Linked DNA regions of Homo sapiens: region 1 is linked to region 2. A link is an interaction called in ENCODE POLR2A ChIA-PET data of the cell type or tissue named here. Cell type or tissue: K562. All regions are shown on one strand. Each heading gives the region's core, and the rest is flanking DNA. Links, peaks and the distances in the headings are about the cores only.

Region 1 (8,120 bases), core at 2,699-6,698, 360 kb before region 2:
GAAGTTCTGGCCAGGGCAATCAGGCAGGAGAAGGAAATAAAGGGTATTCAATTAGGAAAAGAGGAAGTCAACTTGTCCCTGTTTGCAGATGACATGATCGTATATCTAGAAAACCCCATCTTCTCAGCCCAAAATCTCCTTAAGCTGATAGGCAACTTCAGCAAAGTCTCAGGATACAAAATCAATGTGCAAAAATCACAAGCATTCTTATACAACAATAATAGATAAACAGAGAGCCAAATCATGAGTGAACTCCCATTCACAATTGCTACAAAGAGAATAAAATACCTAGGAATCCAACTTACAAGGGACGTGAAGGACCTCTTCAAGGAGAACTACAAACCACTGCTCAATGAAATAAAAGAGGATACAAACAAATGGAAGAACATTCCATGCTCATGGGTAGGAAGAATCAATATCGTGAAAATGGCCATACTGCCCAAGGTAATTTATAGATTCAATGCCATTCCCATCAAGTTACCAATGACTTTCTTCACAGAATTGGAAAAAACTACTTTATAGTTCATATGGAACCAAAAAAGAGCCCGCATTGCCAAGTCAATCCTAAGCCAAAAGAACAAAGCTGGAGGCATCACGCTACCTGACTTCAAACTATACTACAAGGCTACAGTAACCAAGACAGCATGGTACTGGTACCAAAACAGATACATAGACCAATGGAACAGAACAGAGGCCTCAGAAATAATGCCGCATATCTACAACCATCTGATCTTTGACAAACCTGACAAAAACAAGAAATGGGGAAACGATTCCCTATTTAATAAATGGTGCTGGGAAAGCTAGCTAGCCACATGTAGAAAGCTGAAACTGGATCCCTTCCTTACACCTTATACAAAAATTAATTCAAGATGGATGAAAGACTTAAATGTTAGACCTGAAACCATAAAAACCCTAGAAGAACACCTAGGCAATACCATTCAGGACATAGGCATGGGCAAGGACTTCATGGCTAAAACACCAAAAGCAATGGCAACAAAAGCCAAAATTGACAAATGGGATCTAATTAAACTAAAGAGCTTCTGCACAGCAAAAGTAACTACCATCAGAGTGAACAGGCAACCTACAGAATGGGAGAAAATGTTTGCAATCTACTCATCTGATAAAGGGCTAATATCCAGAATCTACAATGAACTCAAACAAATTTACAAGAAAAAAACAAACAACCCCATCAAAAAGTGGGCAAAGGATATGAACAGACACTTCTCAAAAGAAGACATTTATGCAGCCAAAAGACACATGAAAAAATGCTCATCATCACTGGCCATCAGAGAAACGCAAATCAAAACCACAATGAGATACCATCTCACACCAGTTAGAATGGCGATCATTAAAAAGTCAGGAAACAACAGGTGCTGGAGAGGATGTGGGGAAATAGGAACACTTTTACACTGTTGGTGGGACTGCAAACTAGTTCAACCCTTGTGGAAGTCAGTGTGGCGATTCCTCAGGGATCTAGAACTAGAAATACCATTTGACCCAGCAATCCCATTACTGGGTATATACCCAAAGGATTATAAATCATGCTGCTATAAAGACACATGCACACATATGTTTACTGAGGCACTATTCACAATAGAAAGACTTGGAAGCAAGCCAAATGTCCAACAATGATAGATTGGATTAAGAAAATGTGGCACATATACACCATGGAATACTATGCAGCCATAAAAAATGATGGGTTCAGGTCCTTTGTAGTGACATGGATGAAGCTGGAAACCATCAATCTCAGCAAACTATCGCAAGGACAAAAAACCAAACACCGCATGTTCTCACTCATAGGTAGGAATTGAACAATGAGAACACATGGACACAGGAAGGGGAACATCACACACCGGGGCCTGTTGTGGGGTGGGGGGAGGGAGGAGGGATAGCATTAGGAGATATACCTAATGTCAAATGACGAGTTAATGGGTGCAGCACACCAACATGGCACATGTATACATATGTAACTAACCTGCACGTTGTGCACATGTACACTAAAACTTAAAGTATAATTAAAAAAAAAAGAAATGTGGGCTGGAGCTGGGCATGGTGGTGAGTGGATGTAGTCCCAGTTACTCAGGAGGCTGAGGCCAGAGGATCGCCTGAGCCTGGGTATACAAGTGAGTTGTGATTGCATCACTGAACTTCAGCCTGAATGACAGACAGAGACACTGTCTTTTTGGAAGTTAAAAAAGAAAAGACAGAAATGTGGACTGGGAGAGTTGGGAATGTGTAGAGAAGGGAGGCGGCCACCACAGAGCCCTGAGGGGAAGGAGATCAGAACCCATGGAGGAAACCACAAAGCAGCACCCAGAGATGCTGGAGGAAAACCAAGGGGCTGCAGAGTCATGGACACCACGGGAATGTTCAAGGTGAGGGGAGTCGCTTCCAGTGTCCCAGGCAGTAGAGATGAGAAGCAAAGATGAAAGCAGAAGAGTGGCTGTTGGATGTGGCCATTAGCAGGTGAGTGGTGTCTCCAGAGACAGAGCAGTTCTGGGGTCACAGAGGAGCCAAAAGCCACACTGCAAAGAATCAAGAAGGGAATGCAAAACACGGAACCTGCTGAAAAACAGACAGTGACCTGAAACATCAATAAATAATAGCCAGGCACGGTGGCATGTGCCTGTATTCCCAGCTGCTTGGGAGGCTGATGCAGGAGGATCGCTTGAGCCCAGCAGTTCAAATCCAGCCTGGGCAACATAGCTTCATTATCTCACTTCTTATTCTGCACCACAGCCCTATGAGAAGGTACTATCGTCAGTGTCTCTGTTTTACAGAGAAGAAAACCGAGGCTCAGGAGGTAAATTAGCCTCCCCAGCATTATACAGCCAGGAAGTGGCAGAACCAGGTTTCAACCCTGGCTGTCTGGGCTGCAGAGCCCTTGTGCTAAGCCATTCAAATGCATTTCACACCCTCTCCACTGATCCCATGCTAAGGGACCCTCCGCTGGGTGACCCTGGCTTAGACACCAGACTTTAAGCAGCCATGGGTGGGGAGGGACTGTGCCTGACTCCCTTCTCTCCCTTCCCCTAGAAGTCTAGGGGGTCACTTTGTGTTTCTAGAGGCAAATCTAGCTTATGTGTACAAACTTCCACGTAAAAATCCGTCCTGTCCTGGGGTACTTGTAGAAATCTTCATGAGGCAGGGTCAAAAGCCGTGACTCTTGTCCCAGATGTCTGCTGAGCAAGAGACATGGCAACCTTTGCTAGTCTCCCTGGACACCCCTCTACAGCCTCACCTGACCTGCTCATGTCCTGGGACCGCTGAGCTCAGAGCACCTGCAGAACACAGTGAGGTCCATTCAAAACCCCAGCATTTGGGTCTAGGCCACCCACTACCTGGGATCACAGTGTTTTTGTGCGGCATGCTGCCACCTGCATGCCCTGGCTGGTCCCCTAATGCTCCAATCACACAGATGAGGCCCCCTCCCACTGTGGGCAGCCACCAGCGGAGAGTCCTTCCAGGACCAATCAGGTCCACTCTGACCCCAGCCTCCAGCCTAAGCCCTAACCCCAGCTCTGCCAGGCTGAGGTGGCAATGCCAGCCTGCCTGGCCAGGCTCCCACCAAAAGTCTGACAGTGAATGAGAATGGACAGAAGGAAAAGGAGAAGGAAAACTGTCTCTTTTTACCCTGTGTTCTTCTCAATTGTTTGGCTGTTACATCTTGACCATAAATAAATATATATAAATATTGAGAGACAGTACAGTGGTTAATAGCACAGGTGCTGACATCACCTGGGTTCAAATCTGCGTTCAAACCTGACTCCTTACTTGCAAACTAAGTGAGTTTGGGTGAATGACATCATCTCTCTGTAGCTCAGCTCCTTATCTGTAGAGATAGGATAATATAACAAAAGTATACCGAGTGCTTAGCACAGTGCCTAACAATTACACACGATGCCATAATTTAAAAACACAACCAATCTGGTTTTAAATTTTGGGTCCACTACCCATTTGCTGAATGGCCTTGAACAAGTTGCTAAACTTCTCTGTGCCTCAATTTCCTCCTCTATAAATGGGGTGAAGATCATAATTGCACATCCCTCATAGAGTTATTATCAGAATTAAATGAAGTAGTGTATCTAAATCACTTAGAAAAGCACCTGGCACAGAGTAAGCATTGTGTAAATATTAGCTACTATTATTGCTTAATAAACAAATGAAGCAGTTTAAAAAAAAAAAACAGGAAGGAAAGATGGGCACAGCCAAAAGAAAGAGGAGCCCCCAAAACCCCTGCCAGAGCAACTGCATTGGTAGGCAAGAGCCAAATGGGAATCAGATAACCACAAAGTAGAGACCAGTAATAGCACTGTGGGCCCAGCCAGCACTGATGACTTTAGTCCCTGAGAACACTCACCACCACCCCCTGCTACCCACAAGTCCTTGCTCCTGCACGTGGGCCACATTCCTCACCACCCCAGAAGCAAGAACCCTGGCTGTAGCAGGGGAGCAAGAGCAGGAAAAGGGAGTGGAGATCCAGGTGCTGGGCCAGAGTCTGTGCAGGCCGGGATAGGGCCTCCTCCAAACCCTGGGGGCAGCACCCTAAGGTGGGGGCTGGGCAGGGATGGGTAGCAGTGAAGGAGGTAGGTATGGAGGAGATGTTCCTACTTATGGAGGTTTGACGAGTTGGTGTGTAAAGCTGAAGGTACCTAGGCCCATAGTTTTCCAACTTTATGTGAGTTCAAATCACCCAAGAAGCAGATTTTTGTCTGTATTTTTATTTTTATTTTATTTTTTATTTTTATTCATTTATTGATTTATTTTTGAGATGGAGTCTTGCTCTGTCACCCAGACTGGAGTGCAATGGCATGATCTCGGCTCACTACAACCTCCGCCTCCTGGGTTCAAGCGATTCTCCTGCCTCAGGCCTCCCAAGTAGCTGGGACTAAAGGTGTGTGCCACCACGCCCAGCCAATTTTTGTATTTTTGGTAGAGACAGGCTTTCGCCATGTTGGTCAGGCTGGTCTCGAACTCCTGACCGCAAGTGATCCGCCTGCCTTGGCCTACCAAAGAGCTGGGATTACAGGCGTGAGCCACTATGCCTGGCCAAAATCTATATATTTAATAAACTCCACCCTCCCCACACCCCAACTTCCAGGGGATGAGAAATCCCAGCCTTTGCCAGAATCTTTCACAGGGTCATGCTTACCACATGTGTTATCTTCAGCAGGATTTGCAAGTTGGAAAGCATCATTTTCGACTGGCCCTTCTGTTAAGAGAAAGAGAAGAAGGAGGAGGCGGAAGAGAAGGAAAGGAAGAGAAAGGAATGAAAGAAAAAGACTTCAAAAAATTTTTCAAGTCAAACTGCGGCTCCAGTGACTATAACTTTTAACCCTCCAAAAAGCCCCATTGTAGCTTTCAAGTGTCAATCTAAGAGCTGAGCCTGAATTATCTAACCTTCGGCTTTAAAGAGCCACATTAAAAAGGTCAGCAGGACAACCGCAGTGTGTTGCGGGAAGCTTCTCTCCTTCAGACACTTGAAAGGTAGACTTTCAGAGAGGGGCATAGCCAAGAGAAGTCACCCATTTCGAATAAAACAGCCTTGGCTGAACAAGCTAGACCCTTACAACCGCTTACTTGTGATTGAATTTGGTCCCTTATTGTTTAAATAATTAGAGGGAATCTTTGCAAAACACAGAATTGACCCCTCACTTCCAACCTTTTGACAGCTCCCTAACACCTGTAACAGTAGCTCCCAAACTGTAACCGGCAATAATAGTTGTTAGGGGAATAACGGGTGTCTTGTGGTTGAATACGTTTATAAAACACTGGGTTAGGCCAAGTCAAACAGGTTTTGTTCCTATAGGACTTGGCAGGGCCCTTGCTGTGCTAAGGTTCATTAGCCATTTGGGGGCCTGGAATATCTGTGCAGCGTTTCCATCCCTGATTTGACCGCCACTGAACCTCTGCTTCAGGGAGCAACCCTCAGGTCTATAGTTTTACGGAACACCACTGGGACTCACAGCAAGCCCCTTAGTCTAGCATGCAAGGCCTTCCCTGCCTAGTCCTGGCCCATATTTCCAGGCTCTCCCTCATCCCACACACATGCACCCACACCTGAAGTTCTAAGCACACCAGCTACTTGCCCTTCACAAGGCACTTAAGACACTTAACTGGCTGCTCTCACTGCTGGAAATGACCTTCCTCCTCTTCTTTACCCTAAAACTTCCACTCACATTCAGAGCCCTTGCTCAAAGTCATTGCTTCTATGGAACCTTCAGCTGCTCCCTCCACAAAAGCTGACTGCTTCCTGCTCAAGGCTCTATCACAGCACGGATCAACCTGCACTGTGACTAGCCTGAGTCTCTCCATTATTAATTGAGAGTTTCAGAGGGCTGGGAGTATAAGCCGATCAAGGCAATGTGTGTTGGCAATACTAATAGCTTCCATCTGTCGGCACTTCCTAAGGCCAGGCATTATCGTAAGCTCTCAACGTGCATCAACACATGTCATCCTCAAAAACTTACTCACTGGGTAAATAACGACAATTAACAATTCTTATTATTCCTATTTTATAGATGAGGAAGCTGAAACTCAGACGGGTTACCATGCCTAAAGTCACACGAGCATTTTATGGCAGAGGCAGGATTCAACCCTACATCTTCAAACACTATATTGTAACACTTAAGAGCAGTAGAGGTGGCCGGGTGTGGTGGCTCACGCCTGTAATCCCAGCACTTTGGAAAACTGAGGCGGGTGGATCACGAGGTCAGGAGATCGAGACCATCCTGGTTAACATGGTGAAACCCCGTCTCTACTAAAAAATACAAAAAATTAGCCAGGCGTGGTGGTGGGCGCCTGTAGTCCCAGCTACTCAGGAGGCTGAGGCAGGAGAATGGCATGAACCCAGGAAGCAGAATTTGCAGTGAGCCGAGATTGCACCACTGCACTCCAGCCTGGGCGACAGAGTGAGACTCCGTCTCAAAAAAAAAAGAAGTAGAGGTGCACTTGACTCTAGGGCTGGCTGATTCAGAAGCTGCACAATGTCATCAAGAACTCAGACTCTTTCTGTCTCTCCACTCTGCATCCTCAGGAAATTAGCTCTGCCCTCAGGCTGGCTGTTCTCATGGTGCCAAGACAGTGGCAGCAGTTCCAAGCATCACATCCAGCCATAATGTCCAAGAGAAGAAAGGGAACAGAGTGGAAGCTAGGAGCATCATCTATGGAACCAGACCACCTTACTTCCTAGGTGTATGACCTTAGGCAAGTCAAGTGTATGCAAAGATAGAATGGGCTGTCTTGAAAGGAGCTCTCCATTGTCTCTCACTTCAGGTTTTGCCTAGAACAGTCCTCTACCCCTTCTTTGCCTAACACACACCTATTCTTTCTTTAGAAATCATCTCCAACCTCACCTCCTCCAGGAAGCCTTCCCTGATGGCCCCCATCCAGGCTAGTTTCAATGCTTTGCTGTGTGTCCCTGAGTAGTCTGTACTTGCCCCCATTGTTGTATACTCTCCACAATACTGTAATTACTTGTTTCATTGTCTGTCTTCCACACTAGAGCATGAGCTGAGAAAAGGCAGGAAACACCTGTCTTGTCACCATGGCATCCCTATAACTGGTGCAGTACCCAACACATATAAGGGGCTTAAAAAATATCTGCTAGATGTTCAAGCAGAAGACAAAAGATCATATAACTAAGGCATTGTAGCAAGGGCTTGGCAGTTCAATTAGATAATCTTTAGGTCTTGAGGTGGACAATTCTCAGGCACATCAGCTAGTCCTTGTTCAGAGACCTGGGGGAGCCTTGGCCACCATGCCCCAAGAGCCACATGAGCTACATGCAGGGAAAATGTCTCCTTAGGTTTTCCCCACAAGCTGGGATAATCCTCCAAAAGATGCAGTCAAGAGTCACGGTGTGATGGCCCACGTCTGTAATCCCAGGACTTTGGAAGGCTGAGGCGGGTGGATCCCTTGAGCCCAGGAGTTCGAGACCAGCCTAGGCAACATGGTGAAGCTCTGTCTCTACAAAAAATACAAAAATTAGCTGGGTGTAGTGGTATATGCCTGTAGTACCAGCTACTTGGGAGACTGAGGTGGGAGGATCGCGTGAGCCTGGGAGGCAGAGGTTGCAGTGAGCTGTGATCACACCAATGCACTCCAGCCTGAGTGACAGA
Region 2 (8,120 bases), core at 2,622-6,621:
TTGCTCTCAAACTTATGTGGTGTGATGGAAATCAGGAAACTTTGATTGGATACTTGATTCTGCCACTAATTTATTTGTGACCTTGGTCAAGTCACTTGTCGTCTTTGGGCCTATTTCCTTATTATAAAAATGGAGGGATTATCAAACTCAAAAGCAATTAAACAAAAAAAGACAAAAAATGAAAAAAGAGTAAAACACAAAAACGGAGGGATTAGATGAGATTTGTAAAGTCTGTTCAGTGATTCATTCAACATATAGTGATTTCAAGCAAAGATTGGAAGAAAATTTTATCTAGGGAATTGGTTCAAAAGTACTTGTTCAAGCAGGTTGGTGTCATTAAGAACAAGGGGTTTGAATCTTGACTCAGCCACTTCCTGGCTATATGACCTTGGGCAACTTACTTAACCTTTCTAAACATTGATTTCCTCGTTAGTAGTGGGGAGAATAGTTCTTACCTTGCAGGGATATTGTGAGGTTTGAATAAGATAATACGTATTAGCACCTAGCATATGTGAAACATGCAGTGGATACTCAATATCCGTGAGTTGTCTTTTCTTCCTTCCATTCATTCGGGAGATGCTTAGGGAAGCAGATATACCAGATTCAAAAGGATTTAGACCCTCGCTTGGTCCTTATGTCCTTTTCTGTAATGGTATTCTCACCTTTGGGAAATGAGAATTAGTAGGGAAGGAAGTGTGCATATAGCCAGGTCCTGTCTGTTTTTAAATAATCCATCTTTTTGATTTTAGATTAAAATTTCTTTTTACAATATATAATTTAGGCCAGTAATCCCAGCACTTTGGGAGGCCTAGGTGGGCGGATCGCCTGAGGTCAGGAGTTGAAGACCGGCCTGGCCAACATTAGTGAAACCCCATCTCTACTAAAAATACAAAAATTAGCTGGGCGTGGTGGCATGCGCCTGTAATCCCAGCTACTTGGAAGGCTGAGGCAGGAGAATCGCTTTAACCCGGGAGGCGGAGGTTCCAGTGAGCTGAGATTGCGCCACTGCACTCCATCCTGGGCGACAGCGCAAGACTCTGTCTCAAACAAAACAAAGCAAACGACAGCAAAAACATATAATTTATGACAGGATAAATGCCATTTTTTTTGACCAGCTGGGCAACATAGTGAGACCCTGTCTCATAGTAATAACAATAACGAAGTACCACAAACTGGGTGGCTTAAACAACAGATATTTATTGTCTTACAGTTCTGGAGGCGAGAAGTCTGAAATCAAGTTGTCAGCAGAGTTGATTCCTTGTGAAGGCTGTGAGGGAGAACCTGTTCCATGCATCTCTTCTAGTTTCTGGTTGCCTCAGATGTTCCTTGGCTTGTAAATGATGTTCTCTCACCGCCTTCACATCTGTATATGTCTGTCTGTGTTCAAATGTCCCCTTTTTATAACACTAGTTATATTGGGTTAGAGCCTTTTCGAATGACCTCATCTTAAGTTGATCATTTGTAAAGACCCTATTTCCAGATAAAGTCACATTCACAGTCCCTGGGGTTAGGACATCTTTCTGGGGGATACAATTCATCCTATAACAAATGGTTTAGGGCCGAGCACGGTGGCTCATGCCTGTAATCCCAGCACTTTGGGAGGCCAAGGCATGTGGATCACCTGAGGTCAGTTCGAGACCAGCCTGGCCAACGTGGTGAAACCCTGTCTCTACTAAAAATACAAAAAAATTAGCTGGGCGTGGTGGTGGGTGCCTGTAATCCCAGTTACTTGGGAGGCTGAGGCAGGACAATCACTTGAGCTTGGGAGGCAGAGATTGCGGTGAGCCAAGATTGTGCCACTGCAGTCCAGCCTGGGCAACAGAGCAAGACTCTGTCTCCAAAAAAAAAACCACACAAAAAACAAACAAAAAAATCAAAACAAATGGTTTAGTCACTTTGTAACCTGGACAGAGGAGTGAACATATATGAAATTAACTTTCTTTGGTCTTTTAAGATTTATTACTAAGATTTAACTAGAGTTAAAACTTTCCTTGTCCTGTTGGCCGGGTGCCTTGGCTCAAGCCTGTAATCCCAGCCCTTTGGGAGGGTGAGGCAGGTGGATCACCTGAGGTTGGGAATTTGAGACCAACATGGCGAAACCCCGACTCTACTAAAAATAACAGAGTAGCTGGGCATGGTAGTACACGCCTGTAATCCCAGCTACTTGGGAGGCTGAGGCAGGAGAATTGCTTGAGCCCAGGAGGCAGTGATTGCAGTGAGCTGAGATCACGCCACTGCACGCCAGCCTGACAACAGAGCGAGAGACTCTATCTCAAAAAGAAAATAAAAGCTCTTCTTGTCCTGCTAATTCTGCATTTTGATTTTTGGCAGCATTTAGGAAAGAGCTGAGGTGGACCTGGTGTGTAGCGTTGGTGGGAGTTCCTTCGTTTTCTGGGCTGAATGATTTAATAATAATATAATAGTGGCTTTCATTAATTTCTTACTATGTGCCAGGAATGGACTGTGTTAAGCACTTTATATACATTAATCCACTTAATTCTCATGATAACCCTGTGAAATAGATTATCTCATTTTGCAGAGGAGAAAAGTGGGTCTCAGCCAGTGAAATAACTTGCTCAAGTTCTCTCACCCAGTAAATGGTAGAGCAGTCATTTATGTGTAGCTCTGTTGGACTTCAGAACTCCAGCTCTTAACTCAGTATATACTTTTCCTTCACTTCCTTGAATAGAACTGTTTGGCTTGAGTCTCCTTTTCTCTAAAAACTCCTAGTTCTGGAATGGTGCCAACTTAAGGGGTCAGGGAAGTGACCTTTACTTGTGTTCCTTTGAGCTGTTATTGTTTTCATTGGGAAAGAGAATGTGAAGTCAGTTCACATTTCTTACCTACTGGTTGCAGTCTTGCCATGGGGCCCTAGTCAGATGTGAGATGTTGTAAGTTACTTAAAAAAAAAAATGTCCTAGTGATTAAGAGGAAAAAACATAGGCCTGCTATGTTTATGTAACTCTCTTTTGTATTATTACAAAATTAAACATGTTCACTGTAATACATTTAAGCAGAAATTACAAAGAAAAAAGTAAAAATTCTCTTTTCTAGTCTTTATTTTCTCCACCTAGGCCCACTGGTCAGGGTAACCACTGTTCAAGCTTTGGTTTGTATCCTTACAGGTTTTTTCTTGCCAGGCTTGCTTTGGAACTGCACCTTTACATCCTTTATATTCCTTTAGGTTGGTTGTGTCTCTTCTTGACTCATGAGCCTTACCTCTTATTTATTTTTATTACCATACATCTGGCTTACATTTTTATTTTTTATTTTTTTTTTAGAGACAGGGTCTTGCTACATTGCCCAGGCTAGTGTGCAGTGGCTGTTCACAGGCACCATCATAGCACAGTGCAGCCTCAAACTCCTGGTCTTAAGCAGTGCCCCCTGAGTAGCTGAGACTACAGGACTGCACCACTGCACTGGGCTGCCTTACTTTTGAGTCTCCCTTTGATACTTAAGAGTTCTGCCATAGGGCCAGGCACGGTGGCTCACGCCTGTAATCCCAGTACTTTGGGATGCTGATGGATCACAAGGTCAGGAGATCAAGACCATCCTGGCTAGCACGGTGAAACCTCGTCTCTACTAAAAATACAAAAAAAAATTAGCCAGGCGTGGTGGCGGGCGCCTGTAGTCCTAGCTACTCGGGAGGCTAAGGCAGGAGAATGGCGTGAACCCAGGAGGTGGAGCTTGCAGTGAGCCGAGATCACGCCACTGCTCTCCAGCCTGGGTGACAGGGTGAGACTCCGTCTCAAAAAAAAAAAAAGATTTCTGCTATTGCACCCTTTTCTGTAGTCTTTCCCTCACCTCCTGGTAAAATTTTACTTACCTTTGAAGCTCAGTTCAAGTCCTCCCTTTTACATTAATCCACTGGAAAGCTAACCCATGATAACTCATTCTGCTTCATAACTCATAGCATTAATTTCTACCACTCATTTGCCAGTTGACCATGAAATGCCGTGTATCGTCACTTGTATTTTATTATTTGTTATTTAACTTATCACACATTTGCCCAGTTAGATTGTGCTGCTTGGGCTCATGGTGATTTATTCTTTCTAGTCCCAATTTTGCCTAACACAATGTCCTACATTTAGCAAGTACTCAGTAAATGTTGATGTGATTGGATTTTGTTAGTACTTCACACCCTTCTAAAGATCAGGTGCTTAGAGCCGGAAGCCTAAGGGAACACTTACCTGGCTGACATCATCTTGGCTGCCTGTCAAGATGGGGTGTGTGCCTGAGAGAACTGCCCGTAAATGAAATACTTGTGCAACAGGTTATGTTTTCTCCTTTAGTGGGTGGGATTCAAGACTTCACATTGGGAAAAAGAGATAGTAAGTGTAGGAAGAGGGCTGAAAAGGGGATGGATGGGAGGATGCTACCTTGTGAGAGGTGGGGATATGGCTTTATTAAAAACATAAATATTAAAGGCTGGCGTATTGCAGAGAGAAGCTTCTTGGAACCAGCAGGCTAATTAGGCAAACTGGCTTCTCTGGTGCAAACCAGTTGTTAATTGCCATTTATTTTCTTTGCTATAAAACTGTACCAGCCATCTACTTACTTTCTCATTAGAGTGAATCTGGAGAAAAGGCTTAGGTTAGATTTAGGAAATCCAGGAGAAAAATGCAGGACAGTCAGAGTAAGACCAGGGATGGGCATAATCCTTTCTCTCACTTGTCTTACCAGCCCTAGACCTTAAGGGTGGCCAGGACCTCCTTGCATTTGCCAGTAGAGGTTGCTATTGAAGTAGTGTAAAACCTCTTGTTTCTATTCCTGCTAACTCCTTTTGCCCCATCTTATTTTTCTCCTTCACTGACACCCTCCTATCACACACACATTATTGGTTAGTTATCATTCCCATCTCTGAGGTTCACATATGCAGTGGACCACCCTGCCTTTAGCTGTCCAGACTTTGACTGCAACCTGTCTTTCTATTCCACTCCTCCTCCCCTCCCCCAAATGATTTGAAATGGAGAGGAAAGGAAATGGAGTTTGATGGTTTTAACTCTTCTGTGGCTGTGGCTTAGGGAGCAGAATGTTTTGATTGCTTGATTTAGGGGTCTTGAGGTCTCCTAATACAATATTCTTTTTGTTAATAGAAAGGCCCCACTCCATTTTTTTTTTCTCTGAGTATTTTGGACTCAAAGTCTTGTGTTGAAATGTCGGTACCTGCCCCCGAAGGGGAAAAGATCCCTTTCAGAGTTTATTTTTCCCCCCCATTCATGGGGAATTCTTCTCATTATCAGAAGATGAAGATTACTGGTCCTTTGAACAGAGTATAAATATAGCCAACACCCTAATATATTTCTAATGATTGGGCTTTAGCTTTAAAAACATTAGGCTAGATGCCTCCCTATTTTTTGTGGCATGATTTAGCTGTAACTAGCCTGGAGGCAATAACAATACTAAATGACCTTTTGTAGTCACATTAAACATTGAAATGGTACTGAGACTGCCTTGGTGGGGAGTTTTGGCCTATGGGAATGATGTGAGTTTTGGTTTCTACTCCTTTCTCTGTTTTCAGATAAATCCTCCTACATGTCCCATTCTCTGGCTCTGGGAAGTACTGACAGTAGGGAAAAGTTAGTACACTCATCTCATTGTTCAGATCAAGTTTCCTGGGTGCGGTTTTGCAGAACTTCCTACAAGAGCTGACTCAAGAGTTCTCTTCTATTGTGGAGATGTTCCTGCTCTTATATGTCATACTAATTTATATCCTTGAAATTTTGAGCAGCATCATTTGGATGTGTTAAGTTGGGAATGAAGAAAGTGAAAATATTTTCAGAGATTCCTTGAGAAAAGGGTTCCTTTTGCTGGGTAAATCAACGTTCCCTAGATGCTGTGGCTAAGAAGTGAAGAATTCTAAGCCAACTTTTTTTTACCCCTTTTCTTTTCTTTACTTTTTTTTTTTTCGAGATGGAGTTTGCTCTTGTTGCCCAAGGCTGGAGTGCAATGGTGTGATCTCGGCTCACTGCAACCTCCGCCTCCCGGGTTCAAGCAATTCTCCTGCCTCAGCCTCCCGAGGAGCTGGGATTACAGGCATTACAGACGTGTGCCACCATGCCTGGCTAATTTTTTGCATTTCCAGTAGAAACGGGGTTTCACCATGTTAGCCAGGCTGGTCTCTAACTCCTGACCTCAGGTGAACCACCCACCTCAGCCTCCCAAAGTGCTGGGATTACAGGTGTGAGCCACTGCGCCCGGCCTTTTTTTTTTTTTTTTTTTTTTTTTTTTAAGAGACAGAGTCTTGTTCTTTCACCCAGGCTGGGGTGCAGTGACATGATCATAACTCACTGTAACCTTGAACTCCTGGGCTAAAGCGATCCTCCTGCCTCCATCTCCTGAGTAAGCTAGGAATACAGGCACATGCCATCATGCCCAGCTCAGTTTTATTATTTTTTTTTTTTTTGTAGAGACAGGGTCTCACTATGTTGCCAAGGCTGGTCTTGAACTCCTGGCCTCAAGCTATCCTCCCACCTAAGCCTCCCAAAGTGTTGGATTATAGGTGTGAGACACCTTGTCCAGCACCTGTTTTTCCTTTTTGATGTCAGATCCCTCTGAATAACAAGTTATTTGCCTTTTTTTCCCTCCATAAGACTGTGAGCACCTTGAGAGCTGCGAGAACATCTCACTTATCTTTGTATCTCTGATGTTTAGGACAGTGTCCAGCTCAAAGTGTCTATAAATGTATGTTGCATTGAATAGTGGAGGGAAGCTTTAAATACATTTACTGCAGACAGATGTATGCTTAGCATATTTAATTGGGAGACATTATTAGAAAGTGGAGATGGATAAAGAAAGGAATTTTTGTGGATATGATATAGAGAATTTTTGTTTCCTAAGGATTTAAAATTTTTGTTTGTTTATTTATTTGTTTATTTTTTAGAGATGGGGTCTTGCAGTGTTGCCTAGGCTTGTCTTGAACTGCTGCCTTCAAGTGATCCTCCTGCCTCAGCCTCCTGAGTATGTGGAATTACAGGCATGAGCCACTGCACCCAACTTGCCTAACAATTTTTAGAGTAACAGTTATTTTGCGGTTCCTTTACGTGGAGAACCTTTAGAAGTGTTCCATCTGACTACCTTGGACAAGGCACTGTGACCTTCTTTGTAGCAGAGACTAAAGACACCTGCCCATTTCCCTCAAATGGAGGGATATCCCTCAGTAAAGGAAGGAGCTCAGAATTAGATTGGGGGTAGAGAAAGGAAGCATTGAGTCCCTCCTAGCCCTGCACTGTGGAAATGTAAAGCTATTATTATGATAATTGCTGTTGGCAAACAAGAAAATTCTCAGCCTCTGGTTTGTACCTACACCCAGTCACAACCTCAGGTTGGGTGGATGCAGACTTTAAATATTGGGGTCACCTGTAGCTGTTGGAAAAGGTCCCTGTGGTTTCTCTGGGTGTTGTGCAAGCATTACTTTTTTGGCTCTTTTCCCTGTATCCATCAGTAAAAAGTAGGAAGTTTGAGGAGCTGTGCTTTCGGTTGGCATTAGGCATTGGAGTGCCTTTATTTCCTACATTTAACTGGTAAATATCCAACACTCCATAACAGGATGGCCCTGCTTGGAAATTCTTACCTAGGGAGTGACTGAAGCCTAAGAGGAACTGCACAGCCCCCTGTATTGAAAACGGAGTAGTCATTTCCTAGAGCATGGCTTGGATCCTGATCAGCTGATTTCCTGTCTCTACAGGGATGTGATGTGATTCCTCCCCCTTCCTTCTGGAAGAAATGGATATTTTTTTTCATTTCCTGTTTGATAGCATATTTTCTGAGTACCAGGAGACACTTGATGACTATAAAACATTTGATGTGTGGGGGGTGGGAAGGAAGGAGGCTTTTGTTTTCAGCAGAATGGCTTTCATTTGAGGAATTCAAAGCACATACATGAACCCAAGCTGTTTTGTTCCCATGGGAGAGACACAGGCTCTAAGAAGATTGTTTCGAATCCCTTTCCTGGGCTGTGTCTACTTGACCTGCACTGGTAGAGCCCCTTCTCCCCCATAGGTTAGAAAAGCTCGGTCCCTCATGGAGCTCTGCATGCTGTGGATTCTGCTCTTGCCACATCCGCTACTCAGCCCTTTTTGTGCCTAAATCCGCTGGAGAGCAACTATTAGTCCCTGGGG

Evidence for each region. Peaks named below come from ENCODE experiments on the same cell type or tissue, not always from the same donor. Only the 100,000 strongest peaks of a DNase experiment are listed, where the experiment ranks them.
Region 1: POLR2A ChIA-PET joins it to region 2 with 6 read pairs; 1 of 35 experiments calls an interaction of 5 or more read pairs at or near these places.

What each region holds. Positions count from the first base shown.
Region 1 is chr1:38,769,325-38,777,444 of GRCh38, forward strand. No RefSeq gene overlaps it. Among named protein-coding and RNA genes, the nearest start is that of RRAGC, 86 kb to the right of the region's middle. In K562, for the core only: no CTCF peak of the experiment used is centred there; a DNase peak (open chromatin) is centred at 4,362.
Region 2 is chr1:39,124,949-39,133,068 of GRCh38, forward strand. It overlaps a transcript of MACF1 not described here. Among named protein-coding and RNA genes, the nearest start is that of MACF1, 76 kb to the right of the region's middle. In K562, for the core only: a CTCF peak has its summit at 4,714 (motif pointing right); a DNase peak (open chromatin) is centred at 4,719.